Regions from separate parts of the Mus musculus genome. Here regions 2 and 3 are each linked to region 1. Evidence: chromatin loops called from intact Hi-C (ENCODE). Cell type or tissue: gastrocnemius. All regions are shown on one strand. Links, peaks and the distances in the headings refer to the core of each region. The heading gives the core; the rest is flanking DNA.

Evidence for each region. Peaks named below come from ENCODE experiments on the same cell type or tissue, not always from the same donor. Only the 100,000 strongest peaks of a DNase experiment are listed, where the experiment ranks them.
Region 2: it touches region 1 in a loop (12-fold over the local background); 41 of 42 quality-filtered maps call a loop at or near these places.
Region 3: it touches region 1 in a loop (2.2-fold over the local background); 4 of 42 quality-filtered maps call a loop at or near these places.

Annotation. Positions count from the first base shown.
Region 1 is chr2:146,956,096-146,964,290 of GRCm38, reverse strand. Kiz (kizuna centrosomal protein) reads right to left here. Exons shown (of 14, transcript NM_001033298.4): 12 at 7,995-8,091. Among named protein-coding and RNA genes, the nearest start is that of Xrn2, 53 kb to the left of the region's middle. In gastrocnemius, for the core only: CTCF peaks have their summits at 4,577 (motif pointing left) and 4,805 (motif pointing left); DNase peaks (open chromatin) are centred at 4,558, 4,855, 5,124 and 5,576; H3K4me3 peaks cover 768 bases; H3K27ac peaks cover 528 bases.
Region 2 is chr2:147,175,485-147,183,679 of GRCm38, reverse strand. Nkx2-2 (NK2 homeobox 2) reads left to right here. Exons shown (of 2, transcript NM_010919.2): 2 at 1-528. Among named protein-coding and RNA genes, the nearest start is that of Nkx2-2os, 4.5 kb to the left of the region's middle. In gastrocnemius, for the core only: CTCF peaks have their summits at 4,718 (motif pointing right), 5,371 and 5,794 (motif pointing right); DNase peaks (open chromatin) are centred at 2,848, 4,717, 5,390, 5,798 and 1 more place; H3K4me3 peaks cover 1,128 bases.
Region 3 is chr2:147,079,658-147,087,852 of GRCm38, reverse strand. Nkx2-4 (NK2 homeobox 4) reads left to right here and starts at 2,508. Exons shown (of 2, transcript NM_023504.1): 1 at 2,508-2,958; 2 at 3,364-3,977. The coding sequence starts at 2,508. The coding sequence ends at 3,977. Gm34889 (a long non-coding RNA gene) reads right to left here and starts at 2,314. Exons shown (of 4, transcript XR_001783500.2): 1 at 2,231-2,314. In gastrocnemius, for the core only: no CTCF peak of the experiment used is centred there; DNase peaks (open chromatin) are centred at 2,534, 2,954 and 3,672; H3K4me3 peaks cover 1,833 bases.

The sequences.
Region 1 (8,195 bases), core at 2,170-7,169:
GAAATGTGTTGCAATCAACAAAGCTGAAAGGAGTTGGAGAGCTGACGAATGCTTTGACATCATACTCAGAGATGAGATGCAGGACTTGGAGTTTGTCCTGCTGGCTTTTGTTCTTGCTTTGGTCCAGGATTTCCTCACCATGCTCTCTTTCCAGTCTTTTGAAATGGTAAAGTATTTTCTGTGCCAGCGTATATGATCTGCTTTATTTTTAATTTTAATTTTATTTTATAGGAATTACAGTTAAGAGATTGCCATGAGTCTCAATAGAGACATTTAAGCAGTTCTAGGACTGTGATAGACTACAGGAATTTTTGAAATTGAACTGAATACATTTTTGCATTATTATATAGCTACAAGCCTATATAATAATGGGGTCAGGAAGTGGAAAGTGGTGGTTTAAATAAGAATTGCCCCCACAGACTCATATATTGGAATGCTTAGTCACCAGGAAGTTGAATGGTTTGAAAGGATTAGAAGGATTAGGAGGTGTGGCCTTGTTGGAAGGAGTGTGTCACTGGGAGTGGGCTTTAAGATATCAAAAGCCCATGCCAGGTCCGGTCTCTCTTGCTCTGCTTTCAGATCAGGGTATGGCTCTCAGCTACTTTTCCAGCACAAAGCCTGCCTGACACCGTGCTTTCTGCCATGATCATAATTGATTAAGCACTCAAGTAAATGCTTTCTTTCATAGGAGTTGCCTTGGTCACTGTGTCTCATCATAGCAATAGAATAGTGACTAAGCCAGTGGCTCAGTAACTGTGAGACTGATTTAAAAAAACAAAACAAAACAAAAAAAATCCTGGAGGAATGGGAGAGACGTCCATCAGTTATGAGAACACATGTTGCTCTCACAGAGGACTAGGGTATGGCTCTTAGCACCTGCATGGCACTCACAAACATGGATAATTCTACTTCCAGGGGACCCAGCACCCTCTTCTGACCTCTGAAGACAACAGGCACTCATGTGGCACACATATATATGCAAGCAAACATCATACACAAATACAATAAATGCATTAAAAAAAGGTCTGATTTACTAGTCCAGGCCTGGATGGATTCACTGGTGAATTTTACCCGACTTTCAAAGGAGAACTAATACCAATGCTTCTTAAACTATTCCATAAAACAGGAAAGGAGCATTTCCAAAGTCCTTCTGTAATGCCAGGATTTTCCTGTGTCAATAAAGGTACAAAAACAAGACAAATGACAAACCAATCTCCCCGGTCATAGGCGAAAAAGTTCACTACACAACGCTTGCAAACCAAATTCAGTAAGACATCAAAACAAAAACAAAAACACTCACAACCTACAGCCAACACTGTTTCAGTACACAGGGAAACGTTAAAGCAGTTCCAGTGAGATCAAAAGAAAGACAAGGCAGTCTTCTTTCTCCACGTCTACTAAATGTACTGAAGGTCTAAGCTAGAGCAGAAACACCAGAGAACCAAATAGGAAAAGAAAAAGTCAAATTATCTGTGCTTGCAGATTCTATAAAAAAGAGACCCTACTAACTCCACCAGAAAACTCTTAGAACTGATAAGCACTTTCAGCAAAGTGGCAGGATACAAAGTTAATTTATAAAAATCAGCAGCTCCTCCTATATATCACTAACAAGCATATTGAGAAATGGGGGAAGCAATCCCATTCACAATTGCCCTCCAACCATATATAACCTTGGGATAAACCTAGGCAAGGAAGTTAAAGACCTTTCTAAGGAAAACTTTAAAATACTTTAGAGAAATTGAAGAAGATATCAGAAGATGGAAAAAGTTTCAATGCTCATGGATCAGTGGGGTCAATATTATGAAACTTGCTATTTTGCCAAAATCCACAGATTCAGTGCAATCCTTATCAAAATTCTCGTGCTGTTTTCTATGGAAATAGAAAAACCAATCTTAAAACTTATTTGAAAGCACAAGAGACTTCTGATAGCCAAAACAATCCTGGGGGTGGGGGGAGGTTTAGAGGCATTGGTTTAGAGGCATTATCATACCTAATTTCAAGGTATCTTACAGATCAACAAGAACAACATGGTAATGAACAGACACATAGATTAACAGCTACAGCTATAAGATTTCGGGGCCTAAAAATAAACTCAAGACAGAAACCTGGAGGCAGGAACTGCAGCAGAGGCCATGGAGAGAAACACTTCTTACTACTTACATTTCTTACAGGCCTTGCTCTCCGAGGCTTACTCAGCCTGCTTTCTTTTACATCCTGGGACCAGGCTCAGGATTGCCTACAATGTGTTGGGTTGGGCCCTCCCATATTAATCATCAATCAAGAAAATGCCTCACAGGCCAATCTGATGTGGGTGTTTTCCAATTGAGATTCCTTCTTCCAAGTGACTCTAGTTTGTATCAAGTTGACAAAAACTAACCAGCAAACTAAGTGTAAATGAAAATACCACAGGAAACTTGGCACTTTGTAAGAAAAAAAAAAAGTAGAACACACTCCAGTTCTGCCTTCAAAAGTACTCACTGAAGACAAGGGCACCCGAAGGAGGGCACAGCTGGGAATGCTGTTTCAGGTCCCTGACATATGCCAAGAGCCTCCACATCCTCATGAAGGTCAAGACCAAGACAAGTCTCCTCAGCATACAGGACAGAGCCAGGAAAGACCCCATGAAGGCTTCCTGTAAGCACGCCCACCTCCTTCCTGTTCCTTGAAACTGTGACTGCAGATGGCTTTGGAACAGTTTGGGAAGGCAATCTAATTTGAAGTGAGCTAAGATTTCCATTTGAAAATGCATACGCCTCTCCTACACATACCACTTGTAGATAACTGGATAGAATACACATTGTCCCACAGGCCAGGAAGGTGAACCAGACAGAGGTGAGGCACTTTGCAAGTGGCTTTGCATCACGAAGAAGGCTTGAGTGAACTGCTGAGCACTCTCAGAAAGTCCAGCAGTTACCCAGCTCTGCTGATAAACCTGCCAGACCAATGAGAAGCTCACATGGGGAGGGGAAACAAGCTCCTATACCTAGCTAGGTGGTGACAGAAATGGGACCATGGGGCCACTAGAATGGTATATGGCACAGCCACCCTCTGCCCAGGAAGCATTTGAGTAGGTGTATCCCAGCCAAACAACAGAAAGGCCAAAGGCATGGAATAGCATGTTGCATTAGGGCATGGCATCTGACCTGGTACCATGAAGGACACCCTTTAAGTCTACATAGCAGGCCAGCAAGAGCACTAGAATGTGGCTGTTCTATCTGGAGGGGGTGCATGCAATAAGCCTTCTCAAGACAGCAACAGCAGAAGAGTTGGGATGGGGCTTGGTACTCACTTCTGGTCCTGAAAGGTGGACAAATTTAGAGACTAGAAGACTTGGGGACTATGGTAATGTTAGCAACATACTGACTGCCATTCCCTCCCTTATACCGGGGGGGGGGGGAATCCACATCCCACTAACAAACACACCTGAATTACTGGATTTGGGGTCCACTCGAATTTGGCAATTAACTCTGAGGATCCTGCCAAGAATACAACTTGTGACGTTGAGGACAATTAAGAAATGGCCCTCAGTGGGACGCATCATCCTGTTCTAGGGCCTAATTGTAAGACTGGAGGGCCACTGATATGGCTCTGTCAGTACATGCCTACTGTGAAACATGAAGACCCGAGTTTGGATCCCCAGTGCCCATGTCAAAACTGGATGTGTGTCTGTAACTCTAGTGCTGGGGTCAGGGTGGGATGGAATCAGGCAGCTTCTTGGAACTCAGTGGCTGCATCTAGGCAAATGGATGAGCTTCAAGTACACTGAGAGAACTTGTATTGAAAAATACGGTATAGAGCTATCAAGAAGAACATCCAGCATTAACCTCTGGCCTACACACACACACACAGACACACTCACACACACACAGACACACACACACACACACACACAGACACACACACACACAGACACACACACACACACACAGACACACACACACAGAGACACACACACACACACAGACACACACACACACACACAGACACACACACACACAGACACACACACACAGACACACACACACACAGACACACACACACACACACACTCACACACAGACACACACACACACACACACAGACGCACACACACACAGACACACACACAGACACACACACAGACACACACACACACACACAGACACACACACACACAGACACACACACACACAGACACACACACACACACAGACACACACACACACCGACACACACACACACCGACACACACACACACACACACATGAAAAGAGAGGCAAGTCCACCTATGAGAAGATGTATTATCTTGGCTGTGAACCACAAAAATTTCTGTGGATTTGTAATCAGTATTAAAATTTTTCAAATAGCATCTTTGGCTGGATTTTCTTTCCTTCAAAAATAGACATTTTTTTCTGGGAAAAATGTAGGAGAAAAAGTAATCCAGAAAGAAACGAAAGTATAAATAATAACCATACCAACAAATCTCCACAAATACCAATCTTAAATTTTAAAGGTCGCCAAAGTCCGAGGCTGTTTAAATTGACAAAGTCTGAGCGCCCCCTGATGGCCAGTTGGAGCTCCTACAGCACGTGCTGTAATTTTTGCTGTCCTTGGGCCAGCTAGTTTACTTCTTCCCGTCAAATAAAGTGACTTTTCTTAACTGTAAGGTCAATGCAGATTTCCTAAGCTGGAGATGGAGATGTGCACTTTATAAAGGTACATGAAGGACTGCCAGAAAATTTTCGTTTTTACTTCAATGGACAATTAGTATCTAAGTATCTTTATACCGCTCCAGGGAAAATAAATGACCAGACAAGAAAGAAAAGCTGCGGCCACCAACTGATTATCAGCTGCACGCTGGCGCCCTCCGCTGGCCGATCCCATGGCTGCAGGGCTGGCAAGAAATGCCACCCACGGTGGCCCTGTTAAGGGGTGCGGGTGGTCCGGTGACTTTTAGTACCTTTCCCCTAGGCAATTATGCTGCAAGCACACACTCTTTTCTTTCAGCAAAAATCTTATCTTGATTCAACCAGAAGGCCGGAGTTACAAGGGAACCCGTAAGCTGAACTTACAAGGGAGCTGTGAGGATACACTCTCCATTGAATAAATGGATCCTGGAGAGTGAAGCCGCTTCCTGGGGAAGGTAAAGAGAGACAATGTTTGCAGAGGAGAGGAAGCTCTGGCATGCACCCCGGAACAAAAGGGAACAAGTGGTCTTTACTCGGAGAACAGCTTCCTATTAGGACTCACTCCTTCGTACATCATGCCTTTCATCCCCACTCAACCACAAAATGATTTTACTGAAGCAAATACAATGGTAGAAAAAGATTTACACTGAAAGAATCTTTAATAATAAACTGTTGCCGATCGGCCTACTTGCCCGTGATTTATAATACAATAAACATCGGATTCTATTACGGCTCACACACTGAAGCCTCTGCTCTGCAAAACGGAATCTAAAAGCGCGGGGACGCCGCCACCGTCACAATGAAATGAGCATGTATAAATGTGCTAAGAGTATCTCTTTGCATCTTTTATAGCTTGTGTGTATTAATCTGTAACGCTTATTAAGAAAGTCATTGCTATGCAAAGCAGCACCCAATCCCTTTCTCTGGCTTTTCAACAGAGTGCACTGTTTAGCCAATAGGAGGGACCCTCTGGCCCTCATTCTGCATTCATCACAGGCAACATTTACACAATGTATCTCTCAAAGGCGGCTGAAAAGAAGGCCTTAATACTCATGTAAACAACTGCAAACCAATTACTTAATGAATCAGGCCCACACATAATGAGGTGCAGACAAAGAGCTATAAATGCATTTTTGCGCCCAAGCCCCTGCTTTAAAGTAAAATCCCTCAGCTGTAGTTTGGGCTTAACTAGCACATCATAATTATTGTCTCTAGGACATCAGAGGAAGCCATTTTTTTTAAAGGTCCAACAGGGTCTTTTTTTTTTTTTTTTTTTTTTTTGAGATTGCTCATCAGCTCACTGACAAAACAGAGCAAAGAAGAATTTTTAAAAGTGCTACAGCAGCGTAGCACTGTTATGTTTATTCTCAAGTACTGGGTTTCGAGACCACTTGTAAAAGCAATAAAGCACAAGGAGTGACTGCAGTAAGTGGGATCCTTAAATGTAAGCCTCTAAGAAATTTCAGCAAAGCCAGGCACAAACAGCAAAACCTGAGCTCTCCAAAGCCCAGGGTGGGGTATTAACAATAAGAGACCCAGCACAAGAACCAAACTGTGCAGAACAGCACACCAAGCCACACTCACCGTTCAAAGCCTTTCATGCTAGATTACTATCAAGTGTCCAGAACTGAGGGTTCCTGGAAGACCTTTTAGTGGGTTTCTTTTTCTTAAAGGGGCCTGATGAGATTACTTATGATTTATTTGAAAATTAATTTCATACAGAAATATAATAACAAGAGGCTCCATACTTTAATTTGTAGAAAAACAATTTCTATTTTTCCTCTGTCGAACTGGGGCCAGGTATAAATGACCAGGCTGAGAAAGTGTCCTATCTGATCCTATTATTTTCTAAGTGTGTTTAAGAACTTCTCAAAGGACCTACATAAAGAACTTGTCTTAATGCTAGGCACTAGTGGTGCTTGCCTTTAATACGGATCTCTGTGAATTTGAGGCCAGCCTGGTCTACAGACTGAGTTCCAGGACAGTCAGGGCTATACAGAGAAACCCTGTCTCAGTGTGTGGGATGGGGACTTGTTTTAATGTTTTTAAAACATAATGGGGACAAATACTTCTGACAGTCTTAAAAACTAAAGGGATACATTTTTTAAGCCAAATGGTAACATTAAAACTGGAAACTATCTGTAGAATTTACTGACCTTTAAAAATCCTCTTAAAAGACACACAACTTGAATTTATTGTATAACCCACCGATATAGTATTCAACACTCTCCCAAACCCAGTAAGTTCCTACTTTCTCAAAAATACAAACAAAAACCTGGTATTAAAGGTAATTTCTTATAAACAAGAACGCATTTTGGATACTCATCAAGTTTTGAGAAACTTAACCCATCCAAGTAGCCCAGGTCCTAAAATACTGCCATGCTTCTGTAAAATACAAATGAACAGATTTTTTTCCCCCATTTTCATTTCCTTTTAATATGACATTTCTGGATTAGATCATTTTGTTATTTGGACATTACACAAGGCAGAAGCGATGTAAAGGTCATGTTTTAACATTTTAGCAGGGTCAAGTAGTAAATTCAAAGGTATGCAGTCATCTAAAGGACACTTTTTTTAACGAGCAATGCTACTGCAAAGGAGACCTGCCAGGCTGTTTGAAATAGTATTTAGTCCAAAGTAAAAGAGTAGGCGCTGCATCAGGCAATTGTTTAGCTTCACATTATGAATGTTTCCTAAGTGACTTGAAGTCACCGCATGATCACTATCGATGCTGATGGCAAATTCAGCACAGAACTTATTATAGCTCACAAAACTTGCAAAAAGTGTTACATTTTAGCAAGTGTGAAAAGATACATTCTGTCCTTTAAGGGGAGTAAGCAAGGACACATAAGAAAGGAGTGAGTAATGTGGCTGGAAGACTTGCTTAAAAAAAAAATCCATACATAAAAAATAATACAGAGCAATTGCCAGTCGGTCGTCTATCAATTGTCTCAGAAAGAAGAAACATGCCACTTTATTTCTCTTAAGGCCTGATGTCTTCTCCCTGCCCTTTTCCTGACAGCCTCCTTTGTGTGGTCTCTAAGCAGTCCTACTGCGAGCAGCTGTAGACGCTAATTTGTGGTTCACTGAGGTGTCAATTGAGTCTTAAACCGAGGAAACAACAGCTGCAAAACAATACTTGGCTCTGGGGCAAATATTTTCAAAGGTAGACTAAAGTTTCGGCTGTTATTTTATATAAACAAAAAACCCAAACCATAACCCTCCATCAAGTCACACACAAAATAACACACAGCCAGGGCTGAACTCATTGCGTAGTGACATTTCTCATCTTGTTACTGCTATTCAGAAAGGGTTTCACGACTTTACCTTGACAAAGGACTTCCTTCACTAGATGAAAAACTAGCTTCCGAGGCGATTTTGTGGGCTGTCTTTGTTGTGAACATGCTGCCACCAATATCCAGACCTGTGACAACCACAGCCAAGGGGAGTGAGAGTTAGCCACCACAGTCTGAGACACATGCACACACAGTCTCCCAGAAATTCTGGAAACTCAAGAGGAAGATCCTG
Region 2 (8,195 bases), core at 1,999-6,998, 220 kb before region 1:
TCCCAACGTTAACGTTGTCACTTGAAAAGAGAAAGGACCAACCGGCCCCCACCCCACCCCACCCCCGCACTGCTTTCGTGAATTTTGTAAACTATGTTTGTGTGAGTAGCGATATTGTCAGCCTTCTAAAAGCAAGTGGAGAACACTTTAAAATATAGAGGATTTCTTTTTTTATAAGAAAATGCTAAATATTTATGGCCATGTACACGTTCTGACAACTGGTGGCAAATTTCGCTCTTCGTTGTAAATATCGCTAGTGATCGTTGCCAAATGACGTTCTGGATGGGCCTGTATCCCCACCGGGCCTGCCTCTCTTTGTCGTTTGTTTTCGGTGGGTTATGTTTGAGTTGCAGCGGGTTTTTATTTTTATTTTTATTTTTATTTTTAATTTGTTCAGTGCAAACATTTTTCAACTATGAAAAAGGAAAATATGTGTAGGGAACTCACCCCCGGGCCCCCTTTTTCGTCTCCTGAGCATCGGAGCTTGGAACTCAGCAGTTTCACGTGGTTTCCCCAAGAGCGCCGGGCGCTGAAAGCTTTCGATTTTTTTAAATAAGAATTTTAATAAAAATCCTGTGTTTAAAAAAACAAACAAACACAAAACCAAGCCCAGTTCTTGAGTTTGTTACTTTCCCTCCCGGGCCGAGTTGGAAGGGGCGTCAACCTCAAATCTGGAGCCTAGGGCTGTATTCTGGGCTAGTTCTGGCGTTTCCTCTCGCAGCGCAGTGGCCGCGGGGTTATCCAGACAGTGGAGGAGTGCACGGGATAGGCCTCAGGCGGGCTGACCCAAACGATTCCGCGCAGGACCAGAGCAGCTTGGCCTTCAGCCTGCTAGCCAGTGGTCCAAAGTCCTTGTTGGCCTGGCGCTCTCCGGCTTCTGTGCACTCTCTGAATCCCCAACAGGGGGAGGGAAAGTGACTTTGGGTAGCGCCAAACAAGGAAAGCAAGCCCCCCTCACTCGCCCAAATCTCTGAGTGGCTCCTTCAGCCTGAAAAGCTGTTGAAACCACTACACTTGATGGCTATCACTTTGTTAAGTTTAATTTACCTCTGGCTAAGGGGACGGGGGGGGGGGGTCTGAGATTGAGTCTGATGGCTTTCTCTTTGCACCACTTTCTCAATATCTGCGTACCAAGTTGAGGCCTAGTTGACCTCTTCGAGTCCTGAGCGCTGGGATGAAGGGCGGGAGAGCTAACATTAAGGTTTCTGAGGCTTTGCCTGTCTCTAGAAACTGGCTGAGCCCTGGGTGACCAAACCAGATCTGGCGCCTTCCTCCAAACTGGTCATTCCTCTTTAGTCCCAGGAGCCAGGGAAGTAGAGCGACTGGGGATCCTAGGCAATGCAGTCTTCTCATTACTGATGCCCCATCTTGTCCATCCCTCTGGCCTGGAACCCGATCCGATGGAGCTGGATAGTTCTTGGTTTCTTGGTCATGGCTCTGGGTGGACGGTTAGAAAGTACAAGCTTGGGGTTGAGTGGAACTCCTGCCACCAGGGCTCGGGTAGGAGGACAGGCATGTGCACACCGTCCACTGAGGTGGCAATCTTTCCTTCCTCCACTGCGAACTGAGCTTTTGTCGCTTGAGCCTGGAGCACACATGGTCCTGCATCTCAGCGGGCACACGCCTTTCTGTTCTGTCTCACCGTGACTTCATGAGTCAGAGCCCAGCAAACTCTAAGATGCCAGGAGGTTGAAAGTCAGTCTATTTGGATCTAGTGTCTGTGGTCCTCCAGAGCTCCAGCGTTGAGGTGAGGCTAGAAGGTAAGGAGGCAGCCGGCTGGGCAAAGGGAGTCACTCTAGATGATCCCCTCTCTCTTTCTCCCATCCAGTTGGTGATCAGATTTAATTCAATATCTAAAGCAAACATGATTATCCTTGTGACTAAATTGGGACAACACACGCAAGGCCGTGATTACACTATATTCTGCCTTGTGCACACACACCCCATCACTGAGGGCAATGGGAGTCTTTCTAATACACCCCCTACAGGTCCTTTCCCATCAGCCCTGGGAAGGGGACAGTTTTCCCTAAATACTGAAAAGTCTCCCTTTGTTCTACGCACAAGCTTGGAAACTGTGGGGTTTTGTTTTGCTGTTTGTAAAAGCTGGAGAATTCACTGCCTATGTTTGCTGTGCAATACAAAAGGCAGATGTCCAACCTGCCCTGGAACCAATTGCTCACTATCCTAAGTGCAACTTCTCCTAAGCCCCGGGCCTCTGTGGTTGTCCAGAGGTCCGTTGGGCAGCGCAGGAAGGGTGAGTGTTGGGTGTTCAGGGTCCAGGCTTTCTGCCACAAACACTCACAAGAGCTCTCAGACCCTCACGGGAGTGTTAAGGCCCAAACACTTGCAGGTTTCCAGGACCTGGCAAGTTGAGGCCCACAGGCCTGCACTCTCAGTATGTCCTCTCAGGAGTCCCCGGAGGTGGGCCGTGCGCCTGCCCTTCTCTGTCCTCGGGTCCCCAAGGAGTCAATAAAAGCGCCCGTGGAGCCCTGTGTGGCCCTAACCCTAGCGCCCTGGGAGCGCACCCCGCTCAGGGTCCGCTTCGGCAGTCTATCTTCGCCCAATCTACAGAGGGCCGCACAAAACCGCACAATGGGAAAGCTGGGAGCTGGAGATGTTAGAGGCGTGCATATTAAAAAGGGACAGAGAAAGGATCGCAGGGGACAGAGAGGGGAAGAGAGAGAAGCTCCCCCCAGCCCCCCACCCGCACCATTCAGCGCGCTTATCACGGGCAGTGAATCCCGGAGTCAGGCAGAAGTCTCCTTGGGGTTTTGTTGAGCCTGTCACTGGGTCCCTTTGTGATCCGCGGACTCCATGCTGGATTCCATATGGCCAGCTGGGCCGAGGGAGCGCGAGGAGGGACCCGCACAAAACCCAAATTGTGTCCGGCTTTCAAACCCTGTATTGTTGTCTGTGAAAGGAAGACGCATTAAAAATTCGTGCTATATCTATTGGGGAGGAGGATGGAGGAGGGGGAAAAAAGCCACCCTGTCTTTGATGGCTTCAGAGGGCGCTTGCCCCGCCTAGGCCCCGTGACACAGAGTCAGTCTCTCTCTCTCTCTCTCTCTCTCTCTCTCTCTCTCTCTCTCTCTCTCTCTCTCTCTCCCTCCCTCCCTCCCTCCCTCCCTCTCTCCCTCCCTCCCTCCCTACACACACACACACACACACACACACACCACCGTTTGGTTTGGGACCCTGGTGCTCACTCTATCTGAAATGACAGCTAGGCTCTGGTTGGGTGCCCCATGCTGAAGCCAGGCCTGGGGTGCTCAGGAACTAGCTGGTACTCTGGCTTTTCTAGGGCTTCTGGACTTCTCTGGGTATATGCAAACCATATATGTTCATGCACCAATAGACTGATGGTCACAGGGACCTCCACATACTTCTGGAAAGGCCCAAGAGGATAAGAAACCAGGGGGCTGCTCAGCCCAGCTAAGCTGCAGCCAAGGCATCTTTCACCAGGCAGAATCATTTGATTACCAAAGCTAGCTGGGGGGGGGGGGGTTGTCCATCCTTACTTGAACTACAGAGGTGTAGCCATCTGACATTAGTGGGGGGGGGCGAGAACAGTTCAGAACCTTATCCCACAGCCTTCACCCTTCACCTGAAGAGGTTCCTTCCTTAGTTCTCAGTGTCTCCTGCAGAGAGCAATACTTAGAAAGAACACACCCTGTGCGGCCTTCCCTAAGCAGTCTGAGTTGGATCTGAGTACAACCTCTACAAACACCACCCATATAAGCAACATATTTTCTAACCAAAAAAAGTGTATAAACTGCGTTGTGAAAATAAAATAGAAATTGGATGTGTATCTCTAGAGAAAGTAGAAGCACCACTACATTGATGAAAATGTCAGGTTACCTCAAATTCTGTCCCCTTTAGTGCTTTGAAATGCCATCATGTAGATAACTCCATAGAGTGAACACTCCCTTCTCAGTACTCCCCGTTCCCACAAGGGAAATAACTTATTTTCCTTACCTATTGACTGTTGGGCTTAGTTGAGACCTGGCATGGATTTCTCCAGCCTTTTCAAGAGCCTGGTCATTGAAAAGCTAATCCAATATTTGCCAAGAGTAAGGACATTTCTCAAACGTATTTATTAGGGCTCATCGTTTAGTGATCACTTGGACTGAAGACAAGGGCCAGGCAAGAAACGTTAAGGTGCCCTAGACCTCTCCAGGGAGGGATGGTTTCTCTCCACTTCGAACTTAGAAGCTGGGTGCAAACTTGTGGGATGCTGGCATTCCCTTCCCTGTCTTAAGTGGCATTGGATTAGATATTGTGTTGGGTGGTATTTCAGGAAATATGTACTTGTGACTTCCCGAGAGGCCAGGCACAGTGACACTCTAAATCTCGTCGATATATCATCTTTTATCCAGGATCTGCAAATAAACCCTGATCCCCTTGGAGCATTATAGCTGCTGCTATCTCGCTAAGGAAGCGATCTGAGTTTTATTGCTTTTACCAACACCCCAACACACACACACACACACACACACACACACACACACACACACACACACACACACACACGGAGTCTGGATTTTAAAAGCCTCTATATTTTCCCTCCCAGGGCATCGTTATTAAAAGAGGTGAATAGGTCTCAGCGCCGCCATCAGAGCAAGTGCGGAAAGGAGGGCTTGCAAGCGAACGTTTCCAATGCTCCGAGAACCACGTGGGGTGAGGAAAACTAGGATTTTTCGTGTGTGGCCGCTAGGAGGCGCCCAAGCGCTTTTCTCTTTAAGCGACCCACCGAGTCTCTCTGTCCCTGAAACAAACACACCCGGATTGCAGTGCTACTCCCACAGTCTGCCTGCTACCACGGGCAATCAGGCTCAAAACTAGAGTTAGTGTCTGACCATGGGAACAGCTGTTCTATTTACAGTGTGTCCGGGTGACCCGGCATCCTCAGGGGACATCACCATTGAGCATCCTGCTTTTCCTAGGTTGTAATCCTCCCGTCCCTCCATTTCCGCGCTGCTCTTTGCAAGTCCCTACCCCCACAGACTCAGCAAAGTGGTTCCGTGAGCCAGGAGTGTGCTGACCCTTAGGAATTCCCATTTATAGCACTCAGGCGCCATTCCCATGATCCCGAACTGTCTCGGACCATTTTAGATGACGGCAGGGGAAGGTGGCTCAGTATGAGTGTAATGGAGAGTTTAGAGAAATTCTGACTTCGGTCCAACCTTCCCCGCTTTTCGCGGGAGGTACTAGAACGAAGAAACCATCTTTTGGCCAGCATGTAATATGGCCTCCAAGTGATCCTATTCAACCCTCAAATCCAGTTAGGTTGTGGTGCAGCTTACAATCCAGAAAGGCTTCTTGGTCAGAGCCTTTGCCTTGACACTGCATGCTATACAGTAGCGGGATTTTACCACCAGGGGGACACGCCGCGTGGACGCTTGGGGGCGGTTAATGGGAGGCTGAAACACCCCATCCTATAAAAGTATGCCAACTCGGTGCCAATTCCTAAACTACACAGAGGCAGCGGTGTGGGGTGGGGCATCCAAAATGAAAGAGATACACGAGTCGGGATGCCTTCCATCTCTGCCCACAGCCTTTCCAAGAAGTTGGAGGGCATCGCAGTAGACTGGGAGCCCAGAAGATTATCTTCCTCAGCATCTCCTCAATCATTAAACCCCCCTGAACTCCCCTCAAACACCCAAACAAAACAAACAAGCATGAAATCAGTCCACCTTGGCGCTCCAGACACTGATCTTTTTACTTTCTTAAACCAGCATTTCAAAACCGACGGATGGATGCCAGGATCGAAGCTGCGGTGCCCATAGTGTCCGCAAGGTGGAGCGATTGGATAAGAAAACAATTTCAGGTCGGGCGACTGACTCAGGCCTGGGAGCACAATCTGGTCATCTGTGGATTTGAGGGATGTCTGGGTAAAGTCCATTTACAGTAGGACCACAATGCCAAAGAAAGAATTACAATTCTTTGGCTTGGTGCTTGTCCCTTGGAGTGTGATGAAAAGGTTGATGGCATTCAACCTTTTTCTTTCGTCTGCCTTGTGGATGTCAACTGTCTCTGTTACTGTCACCACCACAATTGAAGCATATATTTCCACCTCTTCAAAATGTTTCCTGTGCCAGGAAAATGTAATTTATTCTAATAAAAAATAACCTGACACTTGTTAGTCAATTGGAAGACATAGGAGGGATCTCTTTCTTTCTGTTTTTCTTTATCTGGGGTAATTTAGAGCCTTTCTTCATAAAGTGCTAAGAAACAGTGGCAGGTCTCTGATGTCACCACCATCTACCACTTTTGAAGGCACCTCCCAGGTTCCTCTCCTACATCACCTCGTCTGGTGTGAGCAATCAATTCACTTTACATGTGAGACTGGGTTTCACAGGTTACACTCCCAACACACACGAACCCAGAAAAAAGCCCCAAGAGCAGAGGGCCCACCTCGAAGGCATTCCATGCCATTTCTGGTGAAGACAGGGAGGGACTGGGGAGAAAGGTTCCCTCCTGCTCTGCAGAATTAGCTTGGAATCACCTACCAGGTTCCTGTTAGCAGCCACACACAGGTCCCAGAGTCCTCCAAGTTCTTAGTATTTTACCTGTATGTATGTTTGTACACCATGTGCATGCCTGGTGCCCACAGAGATCAGAAGAGTTCTTCAAATATCCCTGGACCTGGAGTTGAGGATGCTTGTGATCCACCATGTGGATGCTGGGAACCAAATCTGGGTACTCTGCAAGAGAAACAAGTGCTTCTTAATGCCCTATCTCCAGCCCCTGGAAAGAGAAACTTTAATGAGGTAAGTTGGTTAAGACTGGTCCCATGGCCCGGGGGGGAGGGGGCGACACTATCTGCAAGCTTAGGAAGGGCCTCGGGAGATACTGACCCTCCTGGGACTTTGTGCTCAGACTTGCAGCCTCCGCAGAGTGAGCAATCGTTCTCTTCTCCAAAGCCCCTGGTCTTCATGCTGCCCGTGCTCCCTCATCAACTGTACACAGGAGGTCCTGCAGATCAGCCCTGCCCCTCTCTCATCAACTGTACACAGGAGGTCCTGCAGATCAGCCCTGCCCCTCTCTCATCAACTGTACACAGGAGGTCCTGCAGATCAGCCCTGCCCATGTATCTGCTTTATCCACCTTAGACTTTCTTGTGTTTTTGTTGTTGTTGTTGTTGTTGTTGTTTTAAAATAGTTTTGTACTTATTCTTTAACAATTGTCTAACCTATCTGATATGTTTTGGTCATATTTGCACACACCTGGATTCCCTCTCCCCCCCCCCCCCCAACTGCCTTCAGAAACCTCCTCAGCACATCTCCCATTTGCTTGCATAGGAAGGAGGAGGAGGAGGAGGAGGAGGAGGAGGAGGAGGAGGAGGAGGAGGAGGAGGAGGAGGAGAAGGAGAAGGAGAAGGAGAAGGAGAAGGAGAAGGAGGAGAAGGAGAAGGAGAAGGAGAAGGAGAAGGAGAAGGAGAAGGAGAAGGAGAAGGAGAAGGAGAAGGAGAAGGAGAAGGAGAAGGAGAAGGAGAAGGAGAAGGAGAAGGAGAAGGAGAAGGAGAAGGAGAAGGAGAAGGAGAAGGAGAAGGAGAAGGAGAGGAATCAAATAACCACCAAGTTTAATTAGGGGGACTTCACATTCGTGGGTGTGGATTATTTACTGGGCCGTGGGCGACTTGTACTTCAGACGTTTTTGTTTTTCTTTACCTGAGCACTGTTTGTTGGAAAGGGAGAGGGGGTGGCCTGGTGAGGGAAACATGGTCTGAGAGCCGAGGAGCACCGTTGTTTGTCTCTTCTGATTGCCTTCATATCCTCTCTTCCTCCATACCTGCCCCTGGCCCTGTATCTTTTTTTTCTACATAATCTTTGGCACTTCCTCCATCTTCTCTCACCTCCGCCCCGTCTATTTGCCTCCTCCGTGTCCTCTCTCCTCCTCCATTTTCCTCTGGCCTCCTCCATGTCACCGGTCCTCTCTCCTTCGTACCCCACACATGCTCATACTGCTGCCGGGCTCTCCTGCTGCTTCTGGGCATCCAGAACAAACAAGTTAGCTCTTCTCTCCAGAACCCCCACAGCACCAGGAAAGCCTACAGATTTGGGGGCTCATTCAAGCACTTAGGCTCAAACGCACAGCTCCAAAATATCACGCGGAGGAAGCCTATTGAGGGGGCTTTTGCCGGAAACCTTGAGGCTTGCCAAGATGGAGGTGGACCGCTTCAGCTGCCCCGGAGG
Region 3 (8,195 bases), core at 884-5,883, 120 kb before region 1:
CAAATAACTGATAAAAGAAAATGTGGGGGATTTTAAGAATTTTTTTTTTCTTCCAGAACATTTCATGTCCAGGAAAAGAATTCTACTTGGCCTATGATGTTCCTAAACAGTCAGAAAGTGAATTTCATTAGAAATTCTGTTTTGTTTTATGTTTTCATTTTATAGTGGGAAACCTCCAGATCTGCGTGCATTGATAAACTGAACAAAATATAGTATAAGCACTTATAAAATTGCCACACTGGAGTTTTACAAATAAAATGTCACAAGATAAATATATAACTTGAAAATAAAAAATTAATCTGAAAAAGACCTCTAACCAAGTTTTCTGGCTTGGCTAGCTCATCAGCATGAAGTTTATGATAACTGCTTCATGTTTGAAATGTGTCTAAGCTTGAAAAAAATAATGGTTTGCAAGAGGCTTTCATATTCACAGATATTATGGCAACTATATTTACTTACCTTATCTTTGTTTAAAGTTTAAGATTACATTTTGTTGTTTTTAAGCTAGTAAGTAGTAAGGAATACAATTTAAGGTAAAAAAAAAAAGTTTAAAACCCACATTGTAAAAGGATCCCAGCATTTGAGTGCCCTCCCCCCCTAAAGGTTTCTTTGTGTATCATTAGTTCAAGAAATATAAGTAGGCAGTTCCAGCATAAGTGACCTAGCTCAAGTGTCCCAAGTCCAGGAAAGACCTGTAAAAGTAGCATTGTGTCAGAATGTAGCAACACTAATCTTGTTAAGACAGTAACTGATGTCTATAAACAACTGCTAGGACCTGGCATTTTGTCCCACAGTATGTGTTTTAAAATATTAACCACTATTCTGGTTGTCATTTTCTTTCCATGAGTGACCATATGGTCTTTTTTTCTCCCTACAACAGGCAGATTCTTTGCAAAAGGACACTGAAATGAACACAGATGTTGACTAAAATAATAAGACAAAACCATCAAGGGCATTCACACCACAGGGCTGAAACCAAGAAAAAGAGAATGTGGAGCAGTTCAGATCTCCACGGCATGTGAGTCCAGGTTAAACTTTGGTGGTCACGCCTTTGTTTTTAGATACAATAAAATCTTGCATAAGAAACACTTTTCTTTCTTCTACTCCAGTTTTGAGGAAAACTTTTAAAATGTGTCTTTGTTTCCCTGCTCATCCCCATGTTTTCCAATTTTACTGGTACCTGCACACTTCTTTGTCTTTTGTCTTGCACTTACTGTAAGTTCATAAAGTATAAGTTCTTTGTTATGCAGGAACATTTGTATACCAAGAAACGAATTTTTTTTTTTAAAAAATCAGCTTATGGGTTTGAATTTTTTCAAGAGAGCTGTCGTTTTAACCTGCTTTCTGCATCCACATCAACGTTGATACTTTTTAAACAGGTTATTTTCCCAACACCACCAAAAAGATCCATTACAAACAAGTAGACATACTTGAATTCTCTCTCTCTCTCTTTCTCTCTCTCTCTCTCTCTCCCTCCCTCCCTCCATCTTTCCCTCCCTCCCCCTCCCTTCCCTCTTTTTCTCTTTCCCTCATTCTCTCATATCAGGATAGTGACAGAAGAATAAACCCTAAGTCAGATTCTGGGGATGAGGACAAAGAAAATATAGCGGTAATGAAGGTGCAAATTAAATATGAAACTTTTTTAGCAAATACACTTCATCTTGTTCAGTTTCTACCCTGAGAGTAGGAGCACCATACTTACAAGTCAGCATCTCTCTCTCTGCGTGCTGTACCTCTTCTTTGGATTTGTATACTTTGAGCTAATTTGGAAGTGTCCGTTAGGTTGCCTACAAAATGACGCTTTAAAGGATCTAACGATGCATAAATTAGAGAGCCCTACAATGGCAGAGGACGGTCATTGTACCTCTCCTCTTTATGTGCTCTTATGGTGGGACCCAAGAGCCCCCTTTATTTTTAACACTTTAGATGATGGAGCCAGTGAGGGGCTGATAGCTAGAAAGGAAGAGAGCCCTGAAAAGCATCCCCCTCCCAAACTTAACAGCTGTTTGTCCTCCCCCCCCCACACACACACCCACCCCTCGACGTTCTACTGAACTTTGCCACAAAGTCACTTTAGGAAAACTCACAGTCTGCATGAAACAAGCGTGGCTCTTTCAGTGGCCTCTGAGTTTTTATTTCTCTAGGGCTAAAGGTAACCCGGATAGAAGCGCGAAGGATGGAGCTAGAAAGGGGGGCAATCTTTTCCAGAAACACCCAACTGGCCCTTTACCTTTTTTTGCCTCCGTTATCTGGAAGGGGGGTGAGAGAAAAAGATGTCAATGACCATTGTTTGCTCGTTGGGGATGTTGCTCCGCCCCCCGAGTCTGTCGTAAACCTGGCACTGGACTAAAATAAACCCGAGATCCCGCAGCTCGGGGGCTCGCCGCGCCGCGGACAGCTCTCCACTGGCGCTGCCGCCGGGCCGAAGTGGCGGCGGCGGCGACGAGCGGCCGCCGCGTCCCGCCCGCGCCCGCCCCGGGCCCCCCTACCTGGCCGTCCGCCGAGCCATGTCGTTGAGCCCCAAGCACACGACGCCCTTCTCCGTTTCCGACATCCTGAGCCCCATCGAGGAGACCTACAAGAAGTTCGGCGGCGTCATGGACGGTGCGCCGCCCGGCCTGGGGGCGCCCCTGGGGGCCGCTGCCTACCGCGCGCCACCGAGCGGCCCCTCCTCGCAGGCGGCGGCCGTGGCGGCGGGCATGCAGCCGCCCCACGCCATGGCCGGACACAACGCGGCGGCGGCAGCAGCGGCGGCAGCGGCGGCGGCCGCGGCGGCCGCCACCTACCACATGCCTCCCGGCGTCTCGCAGTTCCCGCACAGCGCCATGGGCAGCTACTGCAACGGCGGCCTGGGCAACATGGGTGAGCTGCCCGCCTACACGGACGGCATGCGGGGCGGCGCGGCGGCCGCGGCCACCGGCTGGTACGGCGCCAACACGGACCCGCGCTACTCGTCAAGTGAGCGGGGCCAGACGCGCGGGACTGAGGGCGGGCTGGCGGCGCGGGCTTTTCCCGCCACAGCCGGGGCGCGAGGGTGCTGGCGTCCTGGTCAGCGGCGCCCGAGGGTCGACGCGCGGGGGGTCCTGGCACGCGGCCTCGGGCTCGCGAGGGGTTCTGGGGCCAGGCTGGGGACGCGCGGGGCGGCCCGGGACTCGCGGGGTTTCTCGGGAACCTCCTGGGGCGCACGGGGGTCACCGGGCCCCCGGGTGCGCGGAGGGAGTGGGGCTCGGGCCGCGGCGCTCGTGGGACGCCGCGACCCAGTCGGGGGCCCCGTGCCGTCACTTAAAACGAGCGGGGCGTCGGCGGGAACGGTTCTCGCAGGCCCGGGGCTCACCGGCCGTCCTTCTTGGGCCCCCTCCCCAGTCTCCAGGTTCATGGGGCCGTCGGCGGGCGTGAACGTGGCCGGCATGGGTTCGCTGACCGGCATCGCGGACGCCGCCAAGTCGCTGGCACCGCTGCACGCGGCCGCGCCGCGAAGGAAGCGCCGAGTGCTCTTCTCGCAAGCGCAGGTCTACGAGCTGGAGCGGCGCTTCAAGCAGCAGAAGTACCTGTCGGCGCCCGAGCGCGAGCACCTGGCCAGCATGATCCACCTGACGCCCACGCAGGTCAAGATCTGGTTCCAGAACCATCGCTACAAGATGAAGAGGCAGGCCAAGGACAAGGCGGCGCAGCAGCTGCAACAGGAGGGCGGCCTGGGCCCCCCGCCGCCTCCGCCGCCGCCGTCGCCGCGCCGCGTGGCGGTACCGGTGCTGGTGAAGGACGGCAAGCCGTGCCAGAACGGCGCGGGCACCCCGACGCCTGGCCAGGGAGGCCAGCAGCCGCAAGCCCCGACGCCCGCGCCAGAGCTCGAGGAGCTGTCGCCCAGCCCGCCCGCTCTGCATGGTCCCGGGGGCGGCTTAGCGGCCCTGGACGCGGCCACCGGGGACTACGGCGGAGGCGTGCTCGGCGCCAACCTGCTCTATGGCAGAACGTGGTGATGAGCCCCGAGGGTCTGCCTGCGACTCGCAGGATCCGCCAAGAAACTGCAAGAACGGATGGGGGAAATGTACAGATGCTGACCCTTTAGTGCATGGAGATAAGAACGAATGAGTCACGGAGAGGGTCAGGCTGCTCTGAACCTCTTTACTGGGGGTGGGAGAAGGCAACAGCCCCGGACCGAATAATGTGACACCACACTCTGAGGTGGTGATTTCCCTTCTTTCAGAAGTTCCTAAGTTATGCGGAAGAACTGACTGACGGAATACGCATTCACCACGTTCCTAACCAAAGCTCTCAAGAGTTTTAGAAGTCGGAAACTTTGTTGGTGTTTGTATCTCTATAAATCAACCAGCTTTTCACGATGAATCCTTGAAGTGGAATTTATTTTGGGAGATTAATTTGCAAAGCCCCTCCCCTAAGTGCAATTTCGTTAATGCTTGATTGAAAGTAAATTGAATTGTAGCCCAAAGTGGATCATATACACAGCAACGTGATTGCTGAGGAATAACTGCCATTTGGGTAAAATAGAGAAATGGAATAAAAAGAATCGAAACACTAAGTATACGGATTGTTACCGTTTTTACATTTAAATGCTGATTTTAAAATATTTTGTTCATTATTAGGCAACCAAGTAATTGTATATTATCCTAGAAGAGTACAACCCCCATCCCGACCCCAACCCAAGATGCAGCTCATTATTTTTTAAAAAGGGTTATAAAATACTTTTTATATAGAATCTGGCCTTTCCAAATCAGCTGATAAACATACCCTTTTATCCTATAAACATGGTATTTATTTTCTTTAAAGTATTTTTACCTGAATTTGGACTCCTTGGCAAAGTACTAGAACAAACAAGTAAAACTGACACTATTACCACCAATCTACTTCAAAGCAAGTTAAAAAGAATAAAGGTGATTTATTGAATTGTTATCATAATATACAGAAAAAGTAAGATAATTATACGTTTCCATCATATTTAGAACGTAGTTGTTGCACCAATTTTATCGGTGTTTTATTGTAAAATAAATATATTTACTCTATTATGCCAATTAATATTTTCAGCATTTCAAATGAATATTTAAATATAACTTTAAAAGGCCTTAAGTACTTTTGCTAAAAGTCAAGAGGTCATTTCTTTTTAAGGGTTGTAGGGATTTTTTTTCCTTTTTTCCTTTTGGCGAGTGTGGCAACACAGCTCTTTAATCATTAAAATAGTCATATTGGAGGAAATAGAACCGACTGAATAGTGTGAACTTATAGGACTAATGGAAGTTAAAGAAATAATATGCGCAAAGCATGCTTCCAAAGAATCAAAGCAGATGGTCACCAGAGATACCAAACCTCTTCTGCATTTCTATGTTTTAGAACAAACCTGAGTGCGAAACACTATTTCCTCTCATGGTTTGAACATTTTTCTGGAAAGTTCAAAGGGACTGCATAGAAAGGTACATAGAAGTCAAACTTGCACTTTCTCCAAAATGTATTTTATAAAGTAAATTCTCTCTCTCTCTCTCTCTCTCTCTCTTTTTCTCCATCTAAATTAACTCCAGTTCCTTTCAAGGCAAGAAAAGGGAGGGGGCATGGGGCAAAGAGATTTGTCTTTTATCAAACCACCGTTGTGCATTTTTGGAGAGTGAGATTTAATTTTAAAAGCATTTAATAAAAATCTCAGTAGACAAAATAGTTTAAAATGGTGTGATAAACATACAGAAAATTCTCCCAGGTTGAGTTTTTGCATTATGTAGTAGATTGACTTCAGAAATCAGTATTAATCTTTGCTGGTAAAGCTATTACTGATGTGCTGTAGTTCAAAGTGCTTTGTTTTCATCTGTTTGACTACACTACCTCTAGCACATGTTTTAAAAATTCACACCATTTGCAATAATTTTTTTTAACAGGCCATCACTTACAAAACCAATAGCTTTATAGTCCATGGGCATGCAATGATACCCTTAAGAAAAATAAACCTATAAGAGTTCTACACACACGTGCACACACACGCACACACACACACACCCGTAGCTTATTTCCAGACAAAGAATCCTTTAAATTAAATGAACTCTATTGGAAATAATGTCACCAGAAGCAAACAATCATTTTCCATTTGCTATTTTCTGAAAGTACATGTACTGTAGCCATATCTTTTTCCATTCAGCATTTCTTAAGTAGGAAAAAAACAAAACAAAACAAAAACAAAAACCAAGCTTGAGGTAATTGCTGCAGAGGGCTTAACATTCTACACCCAGAGACTTACTGAGCACGCCCCATAGGAAAAGGTTCGATTCCTGAAACATTAAAAGAAATGTTTTTTACTATAGAATTCCACTTTCTGATTAATGCAAAGCAAAAGCCTTTTCCTTCTTTTGCAGTTGGTGCTTCACAGATCCTTTATAAAAATACAAACGGCTAGACTAGGTGAAACTCATTAACTGAAGAGGAGGATAAGTGTCTCCACAGCCAAGAGGGAGAACTGGAGCAGGGGCTGGGTGGAACAAAGCCCTCTCAAAGTTTAGCAGAGGCCATAGCAAAACCGGGTTTCAGAAATGCTAACTCTGCAGATGTGACATTTTGCAGTACATTTTGGCGTCTAGCATCTTTTCTAGTGGAGGAATAGAAACCAAAATGCAGAATGAAAGTTGCAGAGGGTAACAGCAGGGATTGCAGGTACTTCCCTGTAATCTTCATTAGAATGCAAATTAAAGTATGGGAGTGCGTGCAAATTTGAAGGACACAAGAAGGATGTTTTGTATACGCAAGGGTAAGAGTGTAACCCAGTTGTCCTATTTAAGGCTTTGCTTAGAACTACAATCTAAAGGTCAGAACAAATAGTTAACACAAATATGTTCAAACTCCATTCTGCTAGTAGCTGTTTACTTTCAATTTAAAGCAAATCAGAGACTCAATTCTGTTCACTCAATACAAATATCTTACATAGGCTTGCTTTATTAGCTGCACTGAACAGTAATGCTTCTAAAAATGAATTTGGGTCCATAATTTTATTAAAAAGCATATAGATTTGATTTTAGATGAGTTTGCACATATGAGAAAGTAATGCATTATGTGGTAGCAATATAAATTCCAGTTCAGATACAAAGCACAGATATTTTCTTGCCATTTAGTGCCACAGTATCATGGTGGACCTCTGAATGTTAATTAAATTTAGTTTTTTTTTGAAACACTGTGAATGCTATCCTCAGGCCCAGCAAGCCAGAGAACTGATACATTTATAAAACATAAGCAGCCCTTTTATGGCTAGTGAGAACTGATGAGTAGCTATCTGGAGAAATTTCAAGGATACCCAGACTGGGGAACCATTTGCACAAGTCACCTAGTGCTCCTCTATCCAGTAAGTGTGGAGAGTTCTTTTTGGTCTCCAGGTTAAGTTTTCTAAATTTAATGGTGATGAAAGTTTCTGGCATAAGGGTTTTAGTTTTGCTCAGTTTTGCTTTAGATAATTTATCTGTAATGAAGTGAAACTTTTTTTTTAATCTATGTAACTTCAGTAATTGTTTAGGTAACTTCTAATAAAAAACCTGTTAAGCTGTATAAGCTTAAAGTGCACAATTTCACAGTAGTGCCATTTTATACATACAAATTAAGGCATGCCATCTTTTTTTCTCCAATTCTGGAAGTAGGGTAAAGAAAAACAGCCACAGAACATCTGTTGGAATTAATGATGAATGGACGAAGCATATTTCAAGAATGGGCCACTTGTTACTTTGTTAGTTCCTTGACCTTTTTCCTGGTTAGAAATAGAGGACAGAGTCACCAGGAATACAGCATCTTAGTTTTCTGACCAAGCGTGGGCAGAAGTCTTGAGAATCAAGGCAGAGTTGCAAAGTCACCCTGTGGCCTTTAATTGTGGATAGATTGACTCTCGAGAATGTCTAGATTTTAGATTTCTAGGCACAGCTAAATTTGGTTACAGTCAAAACTTCGAATTTTAAGCAGGAACCTGGTGGGGTGGGGCCAGTGTTTCTGACTTTCTTACAGGTTCAGCGTGTTTCCTTGCCTGGAGAATTGTAAATATGCAGACTGCGGTACTGCATCCAGGGAGTGGAGAAAGGATGCTACAATGCCCCCAAGATTGAAGGTCTGAGATTCCACACACTCACTCTACTTCCACATCTATCTGTCTGTTCCTGGGTAGGCTGTGAGGCTTCTGAATCCTAGGCTTAGGGGAGACACTGGGCCAATTGCCTCAGCCTCCAGATTCC